Linked DNA regions of Homo sapiens: all the other regions are linked to region 4. The links are chromatin loops, found by intact Hi-C in ENCODE. Cell type or tissue: Caco-2. All regions are shown on one strand.

Evidence for each region. A loop is a pair of places that touch in the nucleus more often than their neighbours do. Peaks named below come from ENCODE experiments on the same cell type or tissue, not always from the same donor. Only the 100,000 strongest peaks of a DNase experiment are listed, where the experiment ranks them.
Region 1: it touches region 4 in a loop (4-fold over the local background); 3 of 110 quality-filtered maps call a loop at or near these places.
Region 2: a loop joins it to region 4, with 5 times the contacts of the local background. A loop is called at or near these places in 2 of 110 quality-filtered maps.
Region 3: it touches region 4 in a loop (10-fold over the local background); 4 of 110 quality-filtered maps call a loop at or near these places.
Region 5: a loop joins it to region 4, with 9 times the contacts of the local background. A loop is called at or near these places in 3 of 110 quality-filtered maps.

The regions. Positions count from the first base shown.
Region 1 is chr7:117,671,479-117,676,478 of GRCh38, reverse strand. No RefSeq gene overlaps it. Among named protein-coding and RNA genes, the nearest start is that of CFTR-AS2, 27 kb to the right of the region's middle. RefSeq lists a cis regulatory region at 2,421-2,434 and an enhancer at 2,291-2,864. In Caco-2, a CTCF peak has its summit at 2,439 (motif pointing right); a DNase peak (open chromatin) is centred at 2,828.
Region 2 is chr7:117,687,464-117,692,463 of GRCh38, reverse strand. No RefSeq gene overlaps it. Among named protein-coding and RNA genes, the nearest start is that of CFTR-AS2, 43 kb to the right of the region's middle. In Caco-2, no CTCF peak of the experiment used is centred here; a DNase peak (open chromatin) is centred at 2,853.
Region 3 is chr7:117,643,127-117,648,126 of GRCh38, reverse strand. The region is part of intron 23 of CFTR (CF transmembrane conductance regulator); the gene reads right to left. It overlaps CFTR-AS2 (CFTR antisense RNA 2), which reads left to right and starts at 712. Exons shown (of 3, transcript NR_199597.1): 1 at 712-776. RefSeq lists an enhancer at 611-3,221. In Caco-2, no CTCF peak of the experiment used is centred here; a DNase peak (open chromatin) is centred at 2,426.
Region 4 is chr7:117,586,063-117,591,062 of GRCh38, reverse strand. It overlaps CFTR (CF transmembrane conductance regulator), which reads right to left. Exons shown (of 27, transcript NM_000492.4): 12 at 3,230-3,324; 13 at 624-710. Among named protein-coding and RNA genes, the nearest start is that of CFTR-AS1, 24 kb to the right of the region's middle. RefSeq lists cis regulatory regions at 1,691, 1,781, 1,950, 2,163-2,181, 2,609-2,625 and 3 more and enhancers at 1,779-2,891, 1,773-3,286, 1,614-3,286. In Caco-2, no CTCF peak of the experiment used is centred here; a DNase peak (open chromatin) is centred at 2,412.
Region 5 is chr7:117,663,560-117,668,559 of GRCh38, reverse strand. It overlaps CFTR (CF transmembrane conductance regulator), which reads right to left. Exons shown (of 27, transcript NM_000492.4): 25 at 3,700-3,872; 26 at 2,996-3,101; 27 at 1-1,652. The coding sequence ends at 1,452. Among named protein-coding and RNA genes, the nearest start is that of CFTR-AS2, 19 kb to the right of the region's middle. RefSeq lists enhancers at 1,422-2,621, 1,714-2,826. In Caco-2, no CTCF peak of the experiment used is centred here; DNase peaks (open chromatin) are centred at 2,419 and 3,789.

The DNA.
Region 1 (5,000 bases), 85 kb before region 4:
GGTGAGGAGCTCTGTGGACCAACTACCCATCAAAATAACCATTACTGGTAACAATTATCAATCATTTAAAGTCTCTGAAAATGGCCCTAAGCACATACAGCAAAAGCAGCAGCGTTTATTCCAGAAAATATACTAATCTCAGTAAGAACAAAAGTTTATGGCACTTCAGTCACAAGCTGCTCCCTCTTCCCTCCCCCAACTTGGTGTGATAGAAGCTCTACTCCAGGCTGATGTGGCCAAGATGATGGCATTCCCTCTCCCTTGAGTTTACAGCCTGTAACTGTACTATCACCCTGGGAAGTGCAGGTCAATAGCATTTCTTATCCCCTCAAGCCCCAGCTCTGTGTTGTAGTGGCTAAATTCCAGATGAGTGAAACTAAGAGGTCAGGGGCTCCCTTCCTGCCTGCAATCCCCCTTTGTCTTGATCTATTTTGTACTGCTATAACAGAATGCCACAGCTGGGGTAATTTATAAAGAACACACATTTGTTGGCTTACAGTTCTGGAGGCTGGGAAGTCCAGTATCAAGGGGTCAGCATCTGGTGAGGGTTTTTGTGCTGTGTCATCCCATGGCAGAAGGCAAAAGGGCCAAAAGAGAGCAAGAAAGAGAGAGAAGGGGGCCAAACTTGTCCTTTTATAATGAACTCACTGCCGTAATGGCATTAATCCATTCATGAAAGCAGAGCCCTCATAGCCTAATCACCTCTAAAAGGTTCCCCCCTTTTCTCTCTTGCCATCTCTGGGCCCTTCCACCCTCTGCTATAGGTTGACCTAGCAGGAATGCCTGTCAGATGCCCCAGAGGAGGTGACATCAGCAAAAATCATTACCTTAAACAAACTCTTGGAGATATTTTACAACATTGAAGTCACGAAGGATACAATGTTGGAAGCTGGTCCTAAATTAGAAAGGAGTATGACAACTTGCCCAGGCATAGAAAAGATGCTTTCTTCATATTGCAAGTTACATAACCAAAAGAAACCAAGTATTGCTCAAACTACTCTTGATAAGTAGTTTAAAAGAAACATTTTAATTCTCAGTGTTTCTAATGTTTTAAATTACTTACTAAATGTTTCACTATTTTTGTGTCCCTATTGTTTATAACCAACAGTAAGAAAGTTTTAAATTTTTAATATTTTTAAAGGTCATGGAACAATTTTTCCCCCATTAATTATTTAAATTATCTTGCATGGTGATTTTCATAGTGCCATATTAATGTGCAACATGAGGACTACCTATATTTGGGAAAAAACTGACAATGACGTTTATACATGGAGTGAATATTTGAGGATATTAAAGATGACTGTTTTTCTAGTTCTGGTAAAGGTAATATGGATCAGTTTCAAAAGAAAAAGAATGATAGAGAAAGCCGTGTCTTTTAGAGACACATAGAGCTAAAGTTATATGCTGTTTGGATTTGCACAAAATAATATAGGAGGGAAGCATGAGGGAGCATAGATGAAATAAGATTGACTGTGAGCTGATAACTATTGAAGTTCAGTGACAGGGGTGTGAAGTTTATTATACTCTATGTCTATTTTTGTATCTATTTGAAATTTTAAACAATTAAAATTTTAATCGACCAGAAAATGTAAAAGAATGTAATGGTCGTCTCAGGCTCACTTGGAATGTTTAACTTCTGTGGCTCAATAGCCTGTCAACATTGCTTGGTTCAAATGCAAATGCTTGGTGTGAGCTCCAAGCAGGAAGGAAGCTGTGTTTGTGTAAGGACACACTGGCTCCTGGTTTGGCTCCCCGAGGACACTGGAGTATCTGACCCAATTAGGAGATAAGAGAAAATAAAAATCAAATCATAATTTTTTCCTTACAAGAGGATTGCCTATGATGACAAATTTGCTCACACAACTTCTCTTTTAGAATATGAATAAGCCCATGGCACCTGCTGCCAATGAAAAGGCAAAGGAGAAGGGAGATAATTATATTTAAAATAGTCTTATTTTCAATTAGCTTATAGAACATTGACAAAAATTATGGCCAATCAATTGTGGCCAAATGTATTGATCCTTTCTTTTAATAAAACAGAGAAAGTTTATTTCTTTATATTATAATTTTTAGTAAATTATGACTTAAATTTCATAAGGATTAATTGCAAGGTAGATTTTTAAATTGCTTCTATAAGTATTTGTGTCAATATTTGTCAATTCAGTTTTGGTTTCATTTATCAGCACATCTGCCATTGCTGATAAAGATTGCTCCTTCTATTATTCCATCAGTGACAAAGGTGAATGGGAAAGAAGAGAGTTAAAGAGCAATTTGTGCCCCAAAACTATTCAGGCTTAATTTCTACTTTTCAAAATGGCTTAAAGATAAAATGTCTTTGAGATTCACTTACATTAGTATGTGAGGCTCTGTACTCATTTCTGTTGTTGGCACTGGCTGTCTTAACAATAAAACCAAATCTCCACAAGGTGGCAGTTTTTGAAGATACAATTGTACTTTGTGTACAGATTCTGTACTTCAATGAATAGAAGATGTATTGGAACTGAATCATAACTTTTGATCCAAGTAGCATTTTAGAATTAAGGCCAGCATTAGCATATTCACTTATAAAGTTGTTGACCACCTTTCATAATGTTCTTAACCATTTTACAACTAGAGAAACTGAAGCAGATTATTTCCCTGACGCCTTCACGGGACTTGAGACAGGGGTGCCTCATTTACCCATCCCGCCCCGTCTACCCCTTGTGGGAGGGAGCGTGCGAATGAATAAGTGCAGGAACCAGAACGAGCGAGTGCAGGAACCAGCCAACCGCTTTCAGGTGCCGGCAGTAGCAAACTCTGTGCGGGCCCAGCGGCGCAACCAGGTAGGAGTGCCTGAGAGCCTGAGGCCCAGAGGGTGTGTTGCAGTGCTCTTTCAGCTCTGCCGTCTGCGGAAGGCTTAAGTGTTAACAGCTCAGTGAGCTCTTTGCCTTTTCATGTGAGGCAGCTGCCCTCCACCAGCAAGGGCAAACAGCCAGTGTGACAGCCTTTTGTATCCATACTCGTGGCCTCCAAGCTCTTGTCTGGCGTCCAGAAAAAATGAGGTCACATGAACGAATTGAAGGATGGTAAATGAGGGATTTTATTGCTGATGAAAGTGGCTTTCAGTGGGAAATAGAGCTGAACAGGGGACAGGGCAGATAGGTAATCTTCCCCTGAAGTCTTGCCTTCTCCTCTCAGATTCTTCTCCAAAGTATGCTGTCAAGCTGTCGCTCTGAAGTCAAGCCACTTCTCTCCAATGTCCAGTTATAGTCCCATCTACCAACTGAGTCTGGGGTTTTTATAGGCAAAGGATGGGGGTGGAGCAGGCCACGGGTAGTTTAGAAAAAGGCAACATTCGAGTGGGAAAACAGGGATAGAAGTTCTCACTTTCGGTGGCAGTTTCAGGTTTTTCGGATTGAGGGTGGGGTTTCACCAGGGTCCCGCCCTTTTCTGCCTAGAATTTCTCTGCCCCCTGTCCCTATCAATACTGAGTGATTAAAGAGCAATTGAATATTCCCATTGTATGGAATTAAGGATAAACCCAAAATTTTGCCAAGACCTCTCCTTTCTCTGAGAAAGTACACAGGTATTGAGTCCCGGCTCCCTGTCAACTGACAATGACTTGGGTCTCTTAGCTCTACACACTGGGAACAGCTTCTAATTCCTAACCTAACAATTTGGAGTTCTCATGCTCCAATGTATTTGTCTTGCATTTGTAGGTTTTTTCACTGTATTTTTAAATAGGGAATTGTGATTGTCCACACCTGTTTTAACAGGTCAAACAGGTTTTTATATTGAGCTCTTTAAACCTCATTTTAAATTGTCTTCCACATAGTATTTGAGGTTCTTTCTTTAGTGAAGTACTAAAATATTTACCTTGGGGGTTTTATTAGCCTTTCACTCGAATAGGTAACAATTTCCCAACCATGGAAGGTCCCTGGTTACTGGAAGGAAGCATATTCATTTCAGGTTTTGGCTTTTTTTCCTCATAATGAAGATAAACAAAGTGAAACAACTAGGAAATAAATTAAGAAAGTGTGTGTCAGATAGGAGTGGGCATAGACAGGGACAAGTAAAGCCCCAAAATCAAGACTTCAATACAGAAAACAAATAAAAATAGAAAGTCTGTGGCTATAATAGTTTATTTTATTTTTTTAAATGGGAAAGAGGAAAGAAAATCTCATATGAGGAAAAATCAAGTGTAGGGATATATATAAGCTAATATATAAATGAAATGAATACCTGAAATGGTAAAAGGGACAGAAGCTAGAAATTTGTAATTTAAGGTACTTGCACTGATATGAAATGGAATATTGTTATTTAAAGGCACATAGGTCACTTGTAAATGTTTATTGCAAACTGTAGGGCAACCACTAAAAAAGTTTAAAAAAAGAAGAATTGCTATGTTAAGAAGGTGAGAAAATAGAATCCTGTAAAATGCTCAATAAAATTTAAAAAGGCAAAAAAATGGGGAAAGTAAAAATAGGAATAAAGAACAAAGGAAACAAACAGAAAACAGGAATAAATATGGTAGATATTAATCCAATTATATCAATAATCATTTTAAATGTCAAGAGCTAAAAAACAAAGATTGTGAGAGTGAATCAAAAAGCAAGACTTACATGATGTCTATAAGAAACCTAGTTAAATTTAAAGCCCCAGGTAGATTAATAAAGGGATGGATAAAGTTATACCATGCTAACAAAAGAAATCCAGTAAAGGAACTCAACAACAAGACACAACCTGATCAAAACACGGGCCAAAGACCTTAACAGATGCCTTGCCAAAAAAGATACACAGCTGGCAAATAAGCATATGAAAACATACTCCACATCATGTCATCAGGGAAATGCAAATTGAAATAACAATGAGATACCACCACAAAACTATTAGAATGGCCAAATTCTAAAACGCCGAGGACACCAAATGCTGGCAATGATAAGGAGCAACCACAACTCCCATTCGTTACTGGTGGGACTGCAAAATGGTACAGCCACTTTGAAGACAGTTTGGCAGTTTCT
Region 2 (5,000 bases), 100 kb before region 4:
TTTTCCAGAGTCTCTCTCTGTCGCCCAGGCTGGAGTGCAGCGGTGCGATCTCCGCTCACTGCAAGCTCCGCCTCCCGGGTTCAAGCAATTCTCTGCCTCAGCCTCCCAAGTAGCTGGGATTACAGGCGCCCGCCACTATGCCCAGCTAAATTTTTTGTATTCTTTTTTAGTAGAGATGGGGTTTCACCGTGTTAGCCAGGATGGTCTCAATTTCCTGACCTCGTGATCCGCCCACCTCGGCCTCCCAAAGTGCTGGGATTACAAGCGTGAGCCACTGCACCTGGCCTACAGATTCAATTTTTAAAAGCTTATCAGATCACAACAATATTGTATAGTGGGCTTGTAGCAGAGTCTAGAATTAGTCCTTTTTGAAGAACAACACCTAGGCCAACCATGCAAATAAGCACTTTAAACTCACTAATCCTCAGAATAAGAAATTTACAATCTTTTCTTCCACAGTGGATAATGATATCAAGTACTGACATTCTACAATATAGAAGGCCCTGTGACCGTTTCATCTGATTTAATCTTTACTACAACACTATGGGAGTTATTGTTTGCATTTGAGGAAAATAAAGACCATGTAGATTAATTTTCCAAAGCCACACAAAACTTGTTCTACCAGGAAGGGACAAGGCTGGAGTTAAAATTCAGGTATTTCTGACCTCAAAGATCTTGTTCTTCCACTATGTTCCATGATAGACTGCAAAACGATAATTATCCTTTTGTTGATCCTCCAATCACTGGCTTAAGTTTAATTTTAGCTGACTACCACCATGCTGGAGAATGTCCTTGCCACCTCTCCCCAACTCGCACATGTACAAAAAGTTCAGAAGTGACATGGGAAGTATTTTCCTTACTTAGCCAGTCCAAATGTTTAGCTACCTCTGCTCAGTAGACAACAAAGGTGTATCTTCACATTGAGATATTTTGGTTGGACAGGAATTTGGGGCTAAGGACACTCTAGGGTTACAAAATTAGGTACCATTCTCTCCAAACCCATCTCTATGTAACCACTGTATCTTCCTATATTTTCTTCCTTTGCTCATAGAAACCTACTCAAATGTAGGTACACACCAAAATGATAGAAGACAGACACTTTTTAAGATACAGAACATTTGTTCAACTTTGAGAAACTATGTTCAAGGAACTGCCTTTCCTTAAAGTATAATTCCACGTGTTTTGACAGTTGTGTACACCTGTGAAACTACCAGCAAAAATAAGATTTAAAACACTTCCATCACCTCACGGTGGGTGTTTTTGTTGTTTTTTTGTTTTGCTTTGTTTTGTTTTGTTGGAGACGGAGTCTCGCTCTGTCTCCCAGGCTGGAGTGCAGTAGCAAGATCTCAGTTTACTGCAAGCTCCGCCCTCCCGGGTTCAAAGGATTCTCCTGCCTCAGCTTCCCAAGTAGGTGGGACTACAGGCCTGCGCCACCACGCCCGGATAATTTTTGCATTTTTAGTAGAGACAGGGTTTCACCATGTTGGCCAGACTGCTCTCGAACTCCTGACCTCAAATGATCTGCCTGCCTCCCAATGTGCTGGGATTATAGGCGAGAGCCACTGCACCCAGCCACCATGGTGAGTTTTTAAAAATAATTTTATATTTTGTGTATTATACTTTATTTACATATTATTTATGTAGGTCAATTTACCATTTGAAATATAAATTGTGGACATTTTTCTAAGTCAACAACAAATATAGCTCCCACACATTATTTTAATAGCTAAATACATGTCCACTTATACATACACCATAAATTATTCATCTGTTTTCTTAACAATGGACTGTTTCCAGGTGTTTCTGGTTATTTTTGGTTACTTTTGCTATTGTAGTCAAGGCCACAGTAAAATATTTATGCTCTAAATTTAAGTATCTGTAATTTTGTTTCTGTAGGATAAATTCCTAGAAATTATTTTGCTATGTGTAAGGCCATCGACATTTTTAAATTGTGACCTGTAAAATTTGTAGAGAGACATCCTCTAACTCTATGCACCTTAGAACGTTCATCACTTCCTCCTCTCACATTGGGTAATGTTATACCATACAAAATAGCAGGCGCCAGCAAGCTATGGACAGAGACTCTTTCTTCTAGTACTCTCAGGAAGTTCACAGTACCAGGAAGGACCACAGGGGCCTTCCTGACACTGCCCTGCCTCCCTGTTTTCCTTTGTCTCCTACAGGGCATCTTCTGGCTTACTAGGTTTCAACTGTCCTCCTTTCTTTTCTCCAACACACCACAGCTAGAGCTTTCCAATTTTCTTTTTCCAATTTTTGCTTCTACTTGAAAATATCTTCCAAGATCTTCACAAGGCTGGCGATTTCTAGTCATTCACATATGAGCGAAAACATCGTCTTCTCGGTGAAGCCTCTCTACATGCTAGCTACCCAATGAATGACCTTCCTTCCTACCCCCCTCTCCATCATGCCATGTCTACTTCATAGCACTTTCCACTCTCTGAATACCACAGGCTCTGTAGTCAAAATCCCACCCAAGCGTGACCCCTTCTCCACCCATTGTCCCCTACAGTCCAGTACTCACACCGTCGCCAGAGGGTCTCCCTTTAAAATTCAAGTACATTCATGTTGCTCTCCTGCTCAAAACCCTCTGCTTGCTTTCCCATAGTACTTGGAGTAACAGCTCTTGTCATGGTTTACCAGGATGTTTGAGCCCCAGGCTACCACTCAATCCCTTTCTCTGTCCTGATTCACATCAAGAGGCCTCACTGGCCTCCTGTTCTTCCCAAATACACCAGGAACTTGCTCTCTTCAAGGTCTTTGTATCTGCAGTTCCTCCCACCAGAACACTAAACCCAAACATTCACAAGACTCATTCCCTGGCTTCCTTCAGGGCTCAGATGAAAAGACACAAAGCTCTCTGACCCTGCAACCATTTGCCCTGCCTCTTAATTCCTGATAGCACTTATCACTAGCTAATGTTATTTGTTTGTGTACTTATCTACTCATTTATGCATTATCTCCCTACCAATAGAATGTAAGTTCTATGAAGACATGGACTTTACTCTTTTCACTTTTTCATTCTCAGTGACTGTCACTTGGTCAGTTCTCAATATTGCTTTGAGAGCACAAATGAAATTATACTTGTTTATCACTCTCCCAGCTAGAACATAAACATCCCGTAAACAGGGACCTTGTCCCTCTGGTTCATTATTTTGGCCCCAGTACTGCTCAGAACACATGATAGACTTTTAATCTGTATTTGTTAAATTAACAAATGAATAAATATAAACATGGAGCTGATGGAGCTTGGGACATAGTGGTGATTATTTATGTATAAGTATTTATTTGAATCACATTTAGTTTTATTTAAATGGATTTATTATATTTAGAAGCAAATCTTCAAGACTACTTGCACGGAGGTGAATAGTATGCCCCAAATTCATGTCTATCCAAACTTGTGAATATGGCCTTACTTGGAAATAGGGTCTTTGCAAATTTAATCGTATCAACATGAGGCCACAATGGATGAAGGTATCCTTAAGGATAATAAGAGAGAAATTCAGCCACACAGAAGGAGAGTGCCATGTGATGGAGGCAGAGATTCAAAGGATACATTTACAAGCCAAGGAACACCAAAGATTACCAGCAACCACCAGAAGCTAAGAAGCAGGAAATAATCCCCCACTAGAGCCTTCAGAGAGAGCATGGCCTTGCTAATATCTTGATTTCAGACTTCCAGAACTTTCAAAACTGTGAGAGAATAACTGCTTTTTAATCTATCTAGATTGTGGTCCCTTGTCACAACAGCCCAGGAAGCTAATACACTATCTCTTTTTAAAATGCTGTTAATCGAAATATATAATGGTGCCAATGTTGAAAGAATGCTAAAGAGTTTAATCATGAGCTGGAAGTTCCTCCATTTTGAATGTTGGAGATTCTGTAAATAACAAGATTGTTCAGGTCAAGGAACTAGCCATGAGCTTGTCTGGCCTGTTGGACCTTTGTCTGAAGAAATTTGAAGTTATTTCCCCATGCCAGGTAATGTGTGCTCAGTTGAACAGCAGATGAGGTGAGCAAGCACACATTGCTATGGCCTCTATTGACGGGAAGCCAAGAACATAAAAGGCATTGAGCCATAGGAATATATTCTGAGACAGCCTTCAAGAAAGTTAAAACTTACATAAGTGTAACAAGAAACATGCCTAGACAGGTATAACACTCACTAAACAGCATTCCGTAAGGGATGAGGATTATGTGGCCTACACTCATTGTGTACCAAAATCTTAATTGAGATAGTCAGTTGAGGTTATAGATATATATCATGAACAATACCTGAAGGAGTTCTTTACTCCAAGAAATTATGAAAACATAAGAACTGAGAATTAAAACCTACCCTATGGCAAAATTTTATACATATAAAGTACTCCCATATCCGCCCCACCCTCCCTCTGCCCCAGCAAACTTAGGAGGATTAATTAAGAGAGAACTTTAAGGGCTGAGCGTGGTGGCTCACACCTGTAATCCCAGCACTTTTCGAGGCCAAGGCAGGTAGATCCCTTGAGTCCAGGAGTTTGAGACCAGCCTGGACAACATGGCAAAACCCCATCTCTACTAAAAATGCAAAAAAAAAAAAAAAAAAAAAAAGCCTAGTGTGGCAGCACATACCTGTGGTCCTAGCTACTCAGGAGGCTGAGGTGGGAGAATAACCTAAGCCCGGGAAGTTGAGCCTGCAGTGATTGCACCACTGCATTCCAGCCTGGATGATGGAGACCCTGTCTCAAAAAAAAAAAAAAAAAAAAAAAGAGAGAGAGAGAACTTTGAGGCCCACTGGGGTAAAGAAGGCTGGATGGCTGAATCCCAGGAGAGAATAGGAATAATGTTCACGTCTCTTGAATACTTAAAGATATTTTTTGATATTGCAGAAGGATGGAGGAAGAGAAAACAATTTCTTGCCTATTCTATAGGTAGAGCAAGTTTTACTCCCTTCTGGGAATTTCTGCTCAAATATAGGAGAAAGGAAAAAGTGGAAAAGGCCACAG
Region 3 (5,000 bases), 57 kb before region 4:
GGTAAATAATGTGTACATACATATACACATATATATATAAATACATATATATATATACATATATACATATATATAAATAATGTGTGTGTGTATATATATATACACACACACACACACACACACTCCGTGTATAGTTCTATCAAAATGTGGCCCAAATGCTTATAAATATCACAGTGGTTTGGACGTCCCTTTTTGACAATGTCTGCAACATTTTCTTATAAATTCAATCTGTATAATAAAAATCTGTTCAATGTGAACAAATCAAGATCCTAAGTTTATGGTAGAGAATGTTTAAAAATAAGTATTGGCCAGGCACTGTTACTCATGTCTGAATTCCCAGTGCTTTGGGAGGCCAAGGTGGGAGGATCACTTGAGGCCAGGAGTTTAAGACCAGCCTGTAGAACATAGTAAGACCATGTCTTAAAAAAAAAATTTTTTTTTTTTTTTGGTATTAGCTGGTGGTATGGTTTGGATCTGTGTCTCTGCCCAAATCTCATGTTGAATTGTAATTCCCAGTGTTGGAGGCGGGGCCTGGTGGGAGGTAACTGGATCATGGGGGTGGATTTCTCATGAACGGTATAGCACCATCCTCTTGGCGCTGTTCTCATGAGATCTGCTCATTTCAAAGTGTGTGGCACCTCCTCCCTCACTTTGTCTTGCTCCTGATTCGTCGTGTAACATGCCTGCTTCTTATTTGCCTTCCACCATGATTGAAAACTTCCTGAGGCCTCCTCAGAAGCAGATGCTGCTATGCTTCCCGTACAGCCTGAAGAACCGTGAGCCAGTTACATTTATTTTCTTTATAAATTACCCAGTTTCCGGTATTTCTTTATAGCAATGAAAGGATGGACTAATACAGCTGGGCATGGTAGTGTGGGCCTGTAATCCACCTACCCAAGAGACTGAGGTGGGAGGATCACTGGAGCCCTGGAGTTCAAGGTAACACACTCAAGTCTAGGTGACAGTGCAAGACTCTGTCTCCAAAAAAGTGTTGCTTTGTTTTCAAGAATATCTATTAGTTAGAACAAAGTAGCTATAATTAGATGAATAAAATATTCCTCAGTCAAAAATATTTAAGGTTTGTAACAAATAGAGAATAATTTTGTAATATTTACATATATTTGCATATAAATGATTGCATGTAAAATATCCAAATTATTGTTTCCTCTAAAATTACTTAATGCTTTACAACCTTTTTATACTACAACTTTTTAGTGTATACATTTTCAGAGATAGCATAAAAGAAAATACTTCCCTGGTCTGACCAAATAATCAAAAATTTCACATTTTTAGGCTCAGAAATAATAAAATTGCATTGTACCTACTTCCATACCAATTATTTTTCTCTCCTCCCTTAAGTTCAGCACTCCACCCCTACTGTCCTTATATTACTCCAGACTCATCACTTCATAGCTGGAGAGTTTCCTAGCTCATGTCCCTGCCTCTCCTGCCACCTACACCCCATGCCATCAGCAGCAGCAGTGTCCTCCACCACCCTTTCACCAGCCTCTTCCTCACTCAAAAAGGCCCAACCCATTCCTCGTGAAGCCATGTTGGCACTTGTCAAGTATTAACTTCTTTTTCCTAATACTCCCTAACTTGTGGCCTCCTCTGACCTTTTGCCCCTCAGCTTTTTCTAGTTCTCATCTTAGTACTCATCCATAATCTCCCTGTCTGGCATCCTGGAATACCCTCTCCACATCCTCATGCCCCCACATTTCTAAAATCTACAAGCTTTATGACCCTTTATGAACCGCCTTAATTATCACTTTCTTTGTGAAACTATATTCTTTTGTTCACTTCTATGGTATATACCTCCAATATTATACTAAGATGGGGACATTATTTCTTTTGCTCAAGGAACTATAAAAAATAATAACAACCACCACAGCACAGCATATTGTACTTACTATGTGCCAGGGAGGAGTACTAGTTATTAACTCATTTAATCCTCACAAAAACACAATGAATTAGTTACTACCATTATACTCATTTTACAGACAAGAAAACAGAGGCACAGAGAAATCAAATAACTTGCCTAAGATTACACAGACTAAAATCCAGATACTGATGGAACCACAATCTCTTGTTACAGAAATCAAGCATTTAGTGATTCAGCACAAAACAATGTACATTGAATTCTTATCAAGCAAGTTATTGTGTTATGCACTCTATAAGGGACAGAAAACTTAGTAAGAAAAAATCTGTTTTATCTAGCATTTCTATTACATTCTTTATCTAGCCTGCTTTAATTGGTGATGATTTTGTGTTTAAACCTTGCTTTCTTAACTAGGATACCTGCAAGTATTTACAATGCTAAGTGGAAATTAAACAAATACAAGGATTACTCTAAGATAAGATATATTAGAAGTGCCAGGTTTATAAACAAGGCTCCAAATCCCATGTGGGACTGGAATGTGGGGGTGGAATGTTGGGATTAGTCAAAAACCCCAAATTCACACAATGTTAATGTTGCTTTGAAAAGTCTAATTTGTATGACTCATATAATGGAGGGATGCAAGGGAAAAGATGAGGAAGGCACTGCAGTAGAAGTAGAAAAAAAGGAAGGATGACTGATGTGGGGGAGTAGCAACAACAGGGCTTGGGAGCTGGCCTTTCATAATTACCCACATCACACTCCCTAACTGGCCCATGCCTTGAACCATGACTATATTTAATCACCTATATTTAATTTATCATTTTGGTTAAATCCTTTCTTCCTTTGATCTCTGACTTATGACAATGAGTGTAATTTTGAACTTTTCATTTGAAGCTCATAGGTTGGATTGGGACCTCACTGTGACAGATCAAGGACAAGTGCTATGTATATCTTTTATGTAACCACAGAAGTTATCATACTTATAATGTTAAGCATGTAGGAGTTTAATAATTAATTATTAAGTTGTTAATTATTATAAAATGAGTGAGAACTGCTACACTGCTGAATCATCATTCAAATCTACAAACACTTGTTTTGGTCGCATTTGATATCTCCCAGAGCAAAAGATGCCCCATCTTTGAGGTGGGAGTTATGTGTGGACATAGATTCTTTTCAGATCATAAAGACTCGTTGCAAGAATAGGCCTAATCATTTCCTCAGAATAGTTTGTCACCTTTCAAACTTGTAACTGAAGATTTAGACATACATTTAAAAATATTTTTTCTGTTTTTTATGAATTATGTGCTTAACACAATTCAAGGCTAATAAACCATTTTAGATCTTGTTGTTCTAATTGCCTAAACCAATGGGGCTCTCATGATTAGCCTCATTGTCTCCTCTTCATGACCTCACAGCTCACAGGTAACACAGAACAAATTAAAGGAGGCTCCACCTTGAAATTTACACAATAGTCTTCCAAGCTGGCAGATTCTCCAAGATTGCTGTCTAGCTACAGGAGGGAAGAACATTAATAAAACAAAACAAAACACCTGCAAGGACCTGCCAAAACTAATGACGTGTTGTGATTCCACAGCTGATGTCTCAGGATCACTATGAGAAAAAGAGGGGAAATTTCTTGTTCAAAGTTCCTGTTTCATATGTCTGAAAACAAATGATCCATTGATACAGAGATCTCTAATGTCTCAGTGTCAGAGATCTTCAGAACTATGCCCTTGCAAAGTCTCGGAGTTGGAAGGAAGAAAAAAACAGAAAAGCAAACAAACATAATTTTCTTTGGATTTTTAATTCCTTCTTCCTTTTTTTTTTCTTTTTAAACTTTAGGACAGGATAAAATTACTTAATTTGAACTTTCAAAGAAAAGTTAGGAAAATAAAAGCGTCTCTTGGTTTCGACATCAAAAATGTATGAGAAGTTTGCCCTCTTTTGCTCTTTCTTGGACATTCACATAATGTTCAAAATTTGTCACAAAGAAGAAATAGCATATTCTGTTTACAGACATCTTTGTGATACTGAGAGCCAGCCCCAGAAACCAGCATCATAAACACATATATGAAAAGCATCGATATCAAGATCATCCAGCATTTCTGAAGGAATCTCTGAACGTATTTTTTTTGTTTGGTTTATATAATGCTAGAAACCATAGAAGAGTGGAAATGAAAAAAAAAAGACAAACTTGGGAGACTCACTTTGGCAGAAAGAAAAGATAAAGAATTTTCAAAACTCTGGCCCACTTGGTTTTCCTCCATGTCTTGCATATATACGTTCCTACGTCAAACATGCAATAAAACAAAACCTCTCTACTACATAGTAGATAAACTAAAGGATTCCCAGTGAAACTGAAATTAATTTTTAGGGCTTGGCTTATTCTAATGGGCAGATTTGTGTGAACAAGAACAATAAAAACCAAAAAATTCACCATTTTTCATTAAAAATGGGACCACAAGACTTAGGTTCTACTGAATAACAACACTTCTCTATCAACCAGTTCTTTTTCGCTTTTCAACATTTTTATCTTGCCTAATGCTATCACCTTGGGATACTTGTATTTCCAGTGTTTCTTTATTTTTAGATCATCTGACAATCCCTTTTTTCTTTCTGAAGAAACAATACTGTTTTCAAAACTCCAACCAGGATAAAGCTTCTGGCAACATGACAAAGTCTAGACAAATAAATTAAAAGCACCAGTTGAGCAGTTACAATATTTAGTGCCTCATTAGTTGAAAGGAGCAAATGTTCCACAAGGTAATCTGTTAAGAAATACAAGCTTTTTTTTCAGTCTAGATTTATAGTCAGTCTACCTGGAGGTGCTCCTGGCATTTTAATTTTGTGTAAAAAGTAGAGTAGTATTAGCAAGAACTATGGTAGTGGAATGGATTCAGTGTCCATTAGCACAAAGGGAGAAAAGTGATCATTAAATGTGAATATACCCGGAAAGACTAGAGAAAATACCAGCAAAAATACAGTAAATGCTGTCCAGATTTGGTCCCAGTAAAGACATTTCTTGGTTTCCATTTATATCACTTTAAACTGGAACTGTTGCTATTTCTCTCATATACAAGAAGTGCTCTTACACAGTAACACATTCTAATTCGTAGAATGA
Region 4 (5,000 bases):
TTCTCCTAATAAACTACTTGATAGTCCATTAAATCATTTTGAAACTTTGAAATCAAGCCATATAACTGACTGTCTGTCTGTCTAGGGAATTTCATGTACATTGGACCCTAACAGGAGTTCCAAGGAAATATAAGTCCTGAGCTCTGTGTGACTGAGGAGGAGATCTCCAAGGAAGTATTGAGGTAGATGAGTAGTCTAAGCATATTAAACCAGTAAAACACTTAGCATATATATTTTCTTAAGAAGGTTACTATCTAAGGAGAAGACAGAATAAAATACTAACACAAAAAGTAAATAAAAATGTTAAGTATAATAATAATTAAAGTAATATATATCACAAGGCAATGATACTGCAAAAACTACATAGATAGCAATTGCTATAACAGTATAGCAATGAGAGAAACTGGTTTAGCATGAGGCGGTGAGAAAAGGTTTTAATGGAAGTAATCTTGAATCCTGGCCCAGTAGGGCAGATCAGATTTGAGTTAATACCATGCTACATTCTGCCATACCAACAATGGTGAACATATTTCTCAAGAGGTAAAATGCAATCTATGATGGGACAGTCTGTCTTTCTTTTATTTTAGCATGAGCATTATAAGTAAGGTATTCAAAGAACATACCTTTCAAATATTTCTTTTTCTGTTAAAACATCTAGGTATCCAAAAGGAGAGTCTAATAAATACAAATCAGCATCTTTGTATACTGCTCTAAAAAGAAAATGGAAATTAAATTACATTTCCTCTCTATTTCCTGGTCATCTAGTGTAGATGATTTGCCTTAAACAGTTCACTACATGCATTACAATATGGTCACCACATCGATTCACTGAAATAACACTATTCTCAAAAGTGGTGCAGAAGTAGCACTTTTATACATGTTTTTACTATGGTAGATTATTTTAAATGAGGAATAAAGGAATAAGTTGCAGAAGATTTTTATCACTTTTCACAACATTCCAAGAACTGCTGAAGTGATTTTGCTAACTGTAAGTGGCATAAACTAGCAAAAGTCACAAACTGAACTGTACCATAGCATACACTTTAAAATATTACCTTAAAAAATATTTTAACAATAGTATCTATTTAGAGGCAAGTACCATGCTATGTGCTCAAAATACAATGGCAAAAATTATACAGTTCCTGCCCTTGAAGATGTTGGGTTTTGGTGAGGACACCAAAAAGAAAATAAACTATTCCAAACTGTAAAATGTCAGAGACAGCTAATAAATTACATTACTTATGTGAAATTATTTTTAAAATGTTTTTCTAAGTGTTAACCACTATCAACAAATTGATAGCAGTGCTGCCACAACTGTATAATTGATATTGCATTTTGTTCCTTGTAGTTTCAGTCTCTATATCATATTCATAAAAGTTCCAAATAAGGAAAGTATGAGTAAGTCACAACAAAATGTATATCCATATTATTTTACTATTTAGCTAAAATATGAAACCATAAGCAAGTAAAATCTACATTGAGTTGACCTTAGAACAGTAATAAAGATGAAGACACAGTTCCCATATTAATAGAAATGAGATAATTTCTTCATAACATTTAAATTTTTCAGGTGTGATTGATAGTAACCTTACTTATATCTCAAGTACATAGGATTCTCTGTTTATACATGTAATTGTTGGTACTTCTGTAATAAAGAAAATTGTATTCAGCACACAATTAAGAAATTTTTAAAGCCAATTTAAAAATTTTTTTAAAAACCAATGGCAAAACTTTAAAAGTCTAAAACAACCTTTATAGTGTAACTTATTTTTGAAGACAGTATGCAAGAGCTACATAATGGATCCCATCAAAATGTACACAGTTTCTTCCCCACACTCTGTTCTTAATTCTCTCCCTCACATCTATGACAAGTTTCTTATGAGATTAGAAATAAGAAATTCATCATCCAAAACTGGACAACACATTACACATTCTGATCAGAATAAGAACAGACAATTATTTTTAGTTCCTCAAAGTGTGTGCACCTTACAGCAAAACCAAATCTTAAACTGATAACACAAACTCAGTTCTATGTTGGATGTCTAGAAGCCATATACTCTATCTTATCTAAATTTGTGGAATTCTTAGAATAAGTCTTACTTTGGCTCACAGATAAAAACAATCAACTTCCATTTATTTAGAAGCCTGTGAATTATCCGTATCTATTGATTTATTGCCTTACAGTGTATTTCCAAGATCAAAGCATGGTTTAATGTAAAGAATCAAAAGGACCTGGTTCAAACTGTGACTCTACCATTTTCCTGTATGGCTTTTGGCAAGTTAACATCTAACAGCCTCAATTATCTTATGATCTCTTCTGTAAAGCAGGGAGAACAATTCTTACTTTGCAGAGCTGTAAGGGGATTACATACACACAAAAGTACACACATGACTAGAATACTACCAGGCAATTGCAGGTGCTCAGTTAGGGTTAGTTTCCTGTCTCAGCTTTTGGAAAGCAACAGAAAGTAAGGGAAAGGAGCCAAAACATCAATGAGTCAATGTGATTTCTTGTTAACGACTTTGGCAACAAAGTGAGAAGAATTTTGTTCAGATAAAGCTTGAGAAACATTTGACATCAGAGTCACCAATAATTGTTTAAACTGAAAGTTACAGTTTAACCACAAAGCTCTCTCCTTGACATACATTATCTATATTTACATCTCTTTGACAGCTTTAAAATGCTTGGACCAAGAGTGTTTCTACTAAGGGACCTCCTCCCCCAACAATGTTAATGCATTTGTCCTGTTTATTTTAAATATTATAGATTTTAAGCCAAGTGACATCATTTGCCTTCCTATTTTGTTATGAAAATTATGATGAAAAATTTTGAAAATGTATGTTTATCTATACCAAGAAGCCTAAAGCTGGTGTGTACATTGGAGTGGCAGGGTCTATGATGGAACTAACAGATATTTACATCTTCTCTGTCCAGTATTATGCAGAATCCTAGAGTTTTCCATTTGTAGTAAACTATACTATGAGGCAAACAAATACACTGACACCAAGATACGGGCACAGATTCTGAGTAACCATAATCTCTACCAAATCTGGATACTATACCATTATTTATAGTTCTTAAATGTGATTCTTAACCCACTAGCCATAAAACCCCAGGATTTTTTCAATTCCAGAAACAGAATATAAAGCAATAGAGAAATGTCTGTAATTTTTTTACATGAATGACATTTACAGCAAATGCTTGCTAGACCAATAATTAGTTATTCACCTTGCTAAAGAAATTCTTGCTCGTTGACCTCCACTCAGTGTGATTCCACCTTCTCCAAGAACTATATTGTCTTTCTCTGCAAACTTGGAGATGTCCTATTACCAAAAATAGAAAATTAGAGAGTCACTTTTAGTATGCTCAATCTGAATTTGAAAGGCACATCTTCCTTCTAATGTAATCATATATCACACTATTGCTTTAACCACAGTTGAAATTTTGAACATTGCATCTCCATTATTTCAAATGCAATTTATTTAGTTGGTCAAAAACAACATTGCTGAAATTTTAGATGTAAATTTTTCTGTAATTTTTAAAATGTCATGAATGATCATTAAATAATAATTATAAAATACCAAAAATTAAAATATGTGTATATTTATGGGTATATAAATATGTGTAGATCATCCATAGGTCCATTTTACAAATTCAAATGTTATCAACATACTAAAATGTACTTTTCTCCAATTTAAGTTCACTCTTTTCAAAAGAAATCTCCCAAAATGAACAAACCTCCTAAGAAGAGAAACTAAAAGAACATTATTCACACCCCTGCAGGATCTAAGTATCTTCACTGGGCTTCCATGGGTCCAAGGCAATTCCTTTCCATGCTTCTGTCACCTATCCTCCCAACTAAAACAGCTTTCTTCCTCGTCCATCCTCAGCACCTCATTCTCACGACCTCTCTCCATTCATTCTGCCCCTCCTGTCATCCTTTCTCCCAGGTAATGAATATTTCTGTGGTAACAATCATTCTAGGCATTGTAAAAGAAGACTGGAATTTATGCAAAATAGTCCTTGACTCCTAGGCATTGTATGTCTAATTTAGAAGGTAAGTCATAATCCTGGAGAAAGCTAAATACTATCCCAAAGATTTAACTAACCATTTTAAGATAGTTTATAAAACAGTTCACAATTAATTGGCAAATTAATTTTGTACATAACAGAAGTATACAATAGATAGAATACCCTAGAGGCTTTCAAACCGATGGGATTTGGTCTGAGACTTCAAGAATGCGAAGAGTTAGATAGGTAGTAAACTCTCGCCTTAAAAAAAAAAAAGTCTCTCTCCCTTTTCTCCTCCCATCCTTGTACATTCGTTTCCACCTCCTCCTTCCTCCCCTCTACTAAAACTTCTCTTCCATATGCTTCTTCCTTCTTCTTTCACAATCCAGAAATAATCCAATATTATCTATATCTAAAGTATCAAAATGGTTACTTCTGTTATTCATTTGTTCCATTTATCTACCATATGGACATAAATAGGACTTTACATGCAAAACTCCAAATGCACAAAGTAAATAGATTAATAAGTAGTAATTTATATTAAGAACCATTTGGTGGTTCCTGTTGGCTGGCATCATGCTAGCTGCTGCCCTCAAGGAACTGTTGCTATCAACATTTCTGATCTAGAGTAACAAAAGGCCTGTGAAAAAAATGCTGACATGTTGGAGGAGATGTAGCAGGACTCAGTGGACTCGGCTACTTAGGCACTGGAGAAGTAAAATATAGAGAGGTCGTTAATACCCATAAGCACTGCTTATGAGAAGGACCTTCAGTGGTTATGAGACATGTAAAACATAGGTCTTTATTTCTTTCTACCTGGCCTAAATGAGCATGCTTTTGTTCAACTCATGAACTGGACCACATACCTAGGATTCCATCCAAATAACAAGAATTGCAGTGGATTTCACTCATAATTTAGAAGTTAGACTTCACACCTAATTTAGAAGGTAATAAGGTAATTTAGAGGTGTTCATGCAAGTGCTCCTTT
Region 5 (5,000 bases), 77 kb before region 4:
CTTGATGGAAACAGTCAGACTGGTGGTACCATCTTCTTCAGAACTGCATCTAAGAGGCTGTGCTGGCTGGGAATCATACAGCTGTGGGCAACAACTGCATCAGCCCCAAGGCTTCCCTCCAGACCAAAAGGTGATTCATGGCCCCTGGTTAATATCACCCTAGGTTCTCCCCTGTCCCAGTTTTAACATAATATTTCATAGAAATACTAGTGCCATAAAAAGTCAATATTTCAAATATAAAAATTATTTTATACAAATGTAATTCATAATCATTCTTTTAAAATACAGCATTGTTATATATGTTTGAAACATTATTAAAATAAATATTTCCTAGAGAAAAAATTTTGCTTCACAAAATTATAAAACAGAAGCATATAAAACTAATTCATGATTGGTGCTTCTTCAGTGTGTCTCTCATTCTCTCTTAGTGTAGACAGCATGAAGTACATACATCTAGCCTGAAAACATACCACCATCAACCTATACATCTAAATGCTTGGACTTCATGTGTGTCTACCCACAGTGCCCATGGCCTATCTACTTACACACCCTCTACCTGGAGCTTCTGTGGAAAGAAGGGCTGTCCTGTGACAATTTGCACTAACATACTTTTCCAGCTAAACTCTAGTTCAAAGGTCTGTGAGCTTGTCACTTTCTGGAGTTGGGAAAAGGCATATCAACTTCTTCATCAAGGGAACCATCCTGTCCCCTGTGAAAGATTATAACAGCCCTTTCCCAGGTAAGGGATGTATTGTGATTATCTGAAATATTGAGATTTTTGGTAGACCTGGACAATACTAACCCTGATTTCCAGGATCTGGAAGTTCTCTTTCCTGACTGCTCACTAGATGTTGAATGGGGCATATTTTGATGTGCAGTCTTGTGGTTCCTGTGGTATTCTAATACTTGCTTGGAAATGAGATAGTTGGAATGCTTAGCAAACAATATAGTTGTGTTTCTAAACATCATGGGGAGAGGAGAGAAAAAGGAATACAAGCTTATATAAACCGCTGAAGTTTCCAGTTATCATTACTTAATCATAACCCTAAGAAGTATGATTTCAGTTCTTCTCCAACACTACAAATTAACGAGTTTCACTAGACAATAAGCTGATCAACTAGGCTGATTGACATTTAGAGCTGCCTTTCCAATTACTAGCACATGGCAAGGGTTTTCAGGAAAATCTGGCTTGCAAAACACAAGTGGTAAATCTTCAAGGATTTGAAGTACCTTTCACACAATTTGACTATTGCCAGGAAGCCATTTATCAAGACCCATATCAGTGTCCTCAATTCCCCTTACCAAATGTTTCTTTTTTAAAAAAAAACTTAATTCATCCTTGTTTTCTGAGGCAGAGGTAACTGTTCCACGAGCTCCAATTCCATGAGGTGACTGTCCCACGAGCTCCAATTCCATGAGCAAATGTCCCATGTCAACATTTATGCTGCTCTCTAAAGCCTTGTATCTTGCACCTCTTCTTCTGTCTCCTCTTTCAGAGCAGCAATCTGGGGCTTAGACTTGCACTTGCTTGAGTTCCGGTGGGGAAAGAGCTTCACCCTGTCGGAGGGGCTGATGGCTTGCCGGAAGAGGCTCCTCTCGTTCAGCAGTTTCTGGATGGAATCGTACTGCCGCACTTTGTTCTCTTCTATGACCTAGGGAAATGGCTGTTAGTGAGATCTGGGACAGAAGGCAGGTCAGACCAGAGCAGGGACAGAAACTGGCACAGGCTCAAAGGAAAATAAAAGTCAAAGAATGCAATGTCCAGAGCCTTGCATTTTGAACAATCAGGTATGTCACATTTAACTGCTGTGTCCTTTTGCTCTAAGGAGGTTCTACCATCTGTGAAATTAGTTGTGATTTTCTACTCAGCAGCTGGAAGATTCTTCAGGGAGGTTTAGTAGAACTGAAGTTGCTTTGAAAACAAAATATTAGGTCCCTTATAAATTACCTAGAAAATGAGCGTAAGTCTACAGCACCATAAAGAGTTGAGCCTCTTCCACAGTGATCTGAAGCTTAAGAATTCCAAATTGGTCAGGATGTGCCTGAGTTTAATACACCTCCTTGGCTTGTTCAGGTTGAGCAAATCCAAGATCAGACAATAGAGGACTTTACTTAGATTCTTGAACTTGTCCATGGCAGGGCAAGAGGTTGTGAGTCTGCCCCCCTAATTTGTTACTTCAAGCTTAGTGATAATCATGGTAATAACAAGCCTTCAGTAAGGAAACCATTTACCTCCAGGAGGCTCAAAAGCCTGAACAGAAATGACGTGATACATCATCCTCAGAACTTCCTTGTGACTAAACCATAGGGAATTTGTAAACATCACTTGAAAGAAGCTGTGACAGTTTTGTTTTGTTTTAATAAAGACAGATGGGGCCTCACTATGTTGCCTGGGCTGGTCTTGAATTCCTGGCCTCAAGTAATCCCCCCACCTCAGCCTCCCAAAGTATTGGGATTACAGATGTAAGCCACTGTGCCTGGCCATGTGACAGTTTTTTTAAGAACAGTGAGAAGGTGGTTGAGAAAGGTACTACCTGAACCCAAATCATGGCTAGAAAAATGAAATGTGCCTCTCAACTTTGTCATTAATACCATAAATCAGACTGTAAGACAACTAGGCCTGTCCCAGACCACATCCATGGGACATTTAGTTATTGAAAGAATCACAGGGACCTTTTTTAAAATCTTAAACAGTAGAGTATTTTGTATGACTTGGTCCCCAAATAAAGGGCTCAAAAAGTATATATATCCTATTTATAAACATAACTTAGTAATATGCTGCCATTTTAGATTTACTATATTTCAACCTCACCACATGGCTCAGATCAAAGTGAAAAACTTGTGCAGCTATTTTGAGTAAAGCTGGATGGCTGTATGATACATATTTTTGAAAAGAACTTGTACATTGTTGCAATTTGCAGGAACTATCACATGTGAGATTGTTATCAAGAATTACAAGGGCAATGAGATCTTAAGTAAAGTTATAAAGACTCACCAAAAATTGTTGGCATTCCAGCATTGCTTCTATCCTGTGTTCACAGAGAATTACTGTGCAATCAGCAAATGCTTGTTTTAGAGTTCTTCTAATTATTTGGTATGTTCTAGAAAAGAAAGAAAATACCACACATAATATCACAGAACAGTAATGATCTGTATTTACCTTGATAATATGTCTATTGTTCTATTATCTCTTTAAATTACTTATTTCTTTAAGTTCTTTTCACATAATGTTGATATAGCGTTAGCCACAATCAGCTTTTCAACCATGGGGTAGACTCTAAGTATCCATAAATAAACAGGACAAATATTTCAAAGAAACTTTAATAAATGAGTACATTTTTCATTATGTAGAATCACCAGTACTTCTTTATTTGGGGCTATAAACATGCTTATGGTATAAATGGGATACAAAGGCAAATCATAAGGATCAGATTAGGCCCATGTATTTAAAAGCTTCATCATGTGTTGACAAGGGGGAAGAGTTTGTATGAAACTAAAAACTATCTTCGGAAGAAAACACAAGACTCTTAGCAAGGAAATATGCATTTATGCTCATTTCCACTGGGCAATTATTTCATATCTTGGGGGAGACCCCCACACGCAGACATGACAGCCTAATAGAAATATGTGTCACCATGAAGCAGGCATAATGATTCTGTTCCCACTGTGCTATTAAGTAACAGAACATCTGAAACTCACACTGGATCCAAATGAGCACTGGGTTCATCAAGCAGCAAGATCTTCGCCTTACTGAGAACAGATCTAGCCAAGCACATCAACTGCTTGTGGCCATGGCTTAGGACACAGCCCCCATCCACAAGGACAAAGTCAAGCTTCCCAGGAAACTGTTCTATCACAGATCTGAGCCCAACCTGCAGTTAGAGAAGATAGTTCAGATACCACAGAGTTAAAAACACTCAAGCAGTTGACATTCTAAAAATAAACACAGGAGTTCTGAAAGCTTATGTTTTTCATACCAATCCCTCTACCCCCACTACCTGCCACCATTTGAATTGATTGAGCAAAAGTCTATTTACAACCTTGACAGCTCAAAAGAATCAGTCTATAACTTGTTTTATCTTTGTACTTCATTCATTAGGAAACTTTCAATGAGTGTCTATTACGTGCCAGGTATCCCAAAAAGTAGTAAGAAAACAATACGTGGCACATGGCTCTTGTGAGGCTCAGCGTTTATAAAGGTGTACATAAATTATTCCAACACAACTGAATGCATGCTGGAAAAGATAATATGTATACATTGCAGATATGCCCTCTAGTATGACATCTTATGTAGACAGAAGATAGAATGTAGCATAAAGGATGGAGGTATGACATCATCCTTGGTGCTACCTCCCATCTTCTACTCTGTCATGACTGAGGACAAAAGATAGCATAAAATAGTCAACTGTGGGGTTTTTTAAATTACATATGGAAAATTGCTATTCATCTCTTGAATTCATAAAAACTAACTGTAACAAATAGGTAAAACTATGAAGTAAAAAATACTGGAGTTAAAATAGTGGTACAACACTAGGAGATATAAAGCCTCTTAGATATTGGGGTAGAATATGAGGGCTGTATTAGAGTCAAAGGCTTTTTTTTTAAAGCTAGACAGTAAAAGTAAAGTTTGAAAATGCAAATGAGATATAGAAACCCATTCTATAAAAATATGACAAAGTTATTGAAGTATTGGATCTTATCAATTATTCAAATAAATGTGCATTAAATGTTTATTTTTGGCAAGTACTCCTGAGTGTATGAAGGCCAAAGAGATATACAGATGATTGTCTCCTGCCCTTGAGAAGTCTAGAATTTAGTATGAGGAGGTAAGATGGGCTCCACCTGACTGTAATATAGAATGAGATAATGGCTCAGAAAGAATCTTATGATTTCAGAGATAAATTCAGAAATGGCCCATAACACTGTGTTTGTTCACAAAAAATTAACTGTGTGCCCATCACACGACCAGGAGATTTTAAGCCTCTTTGATATTGGGGTAG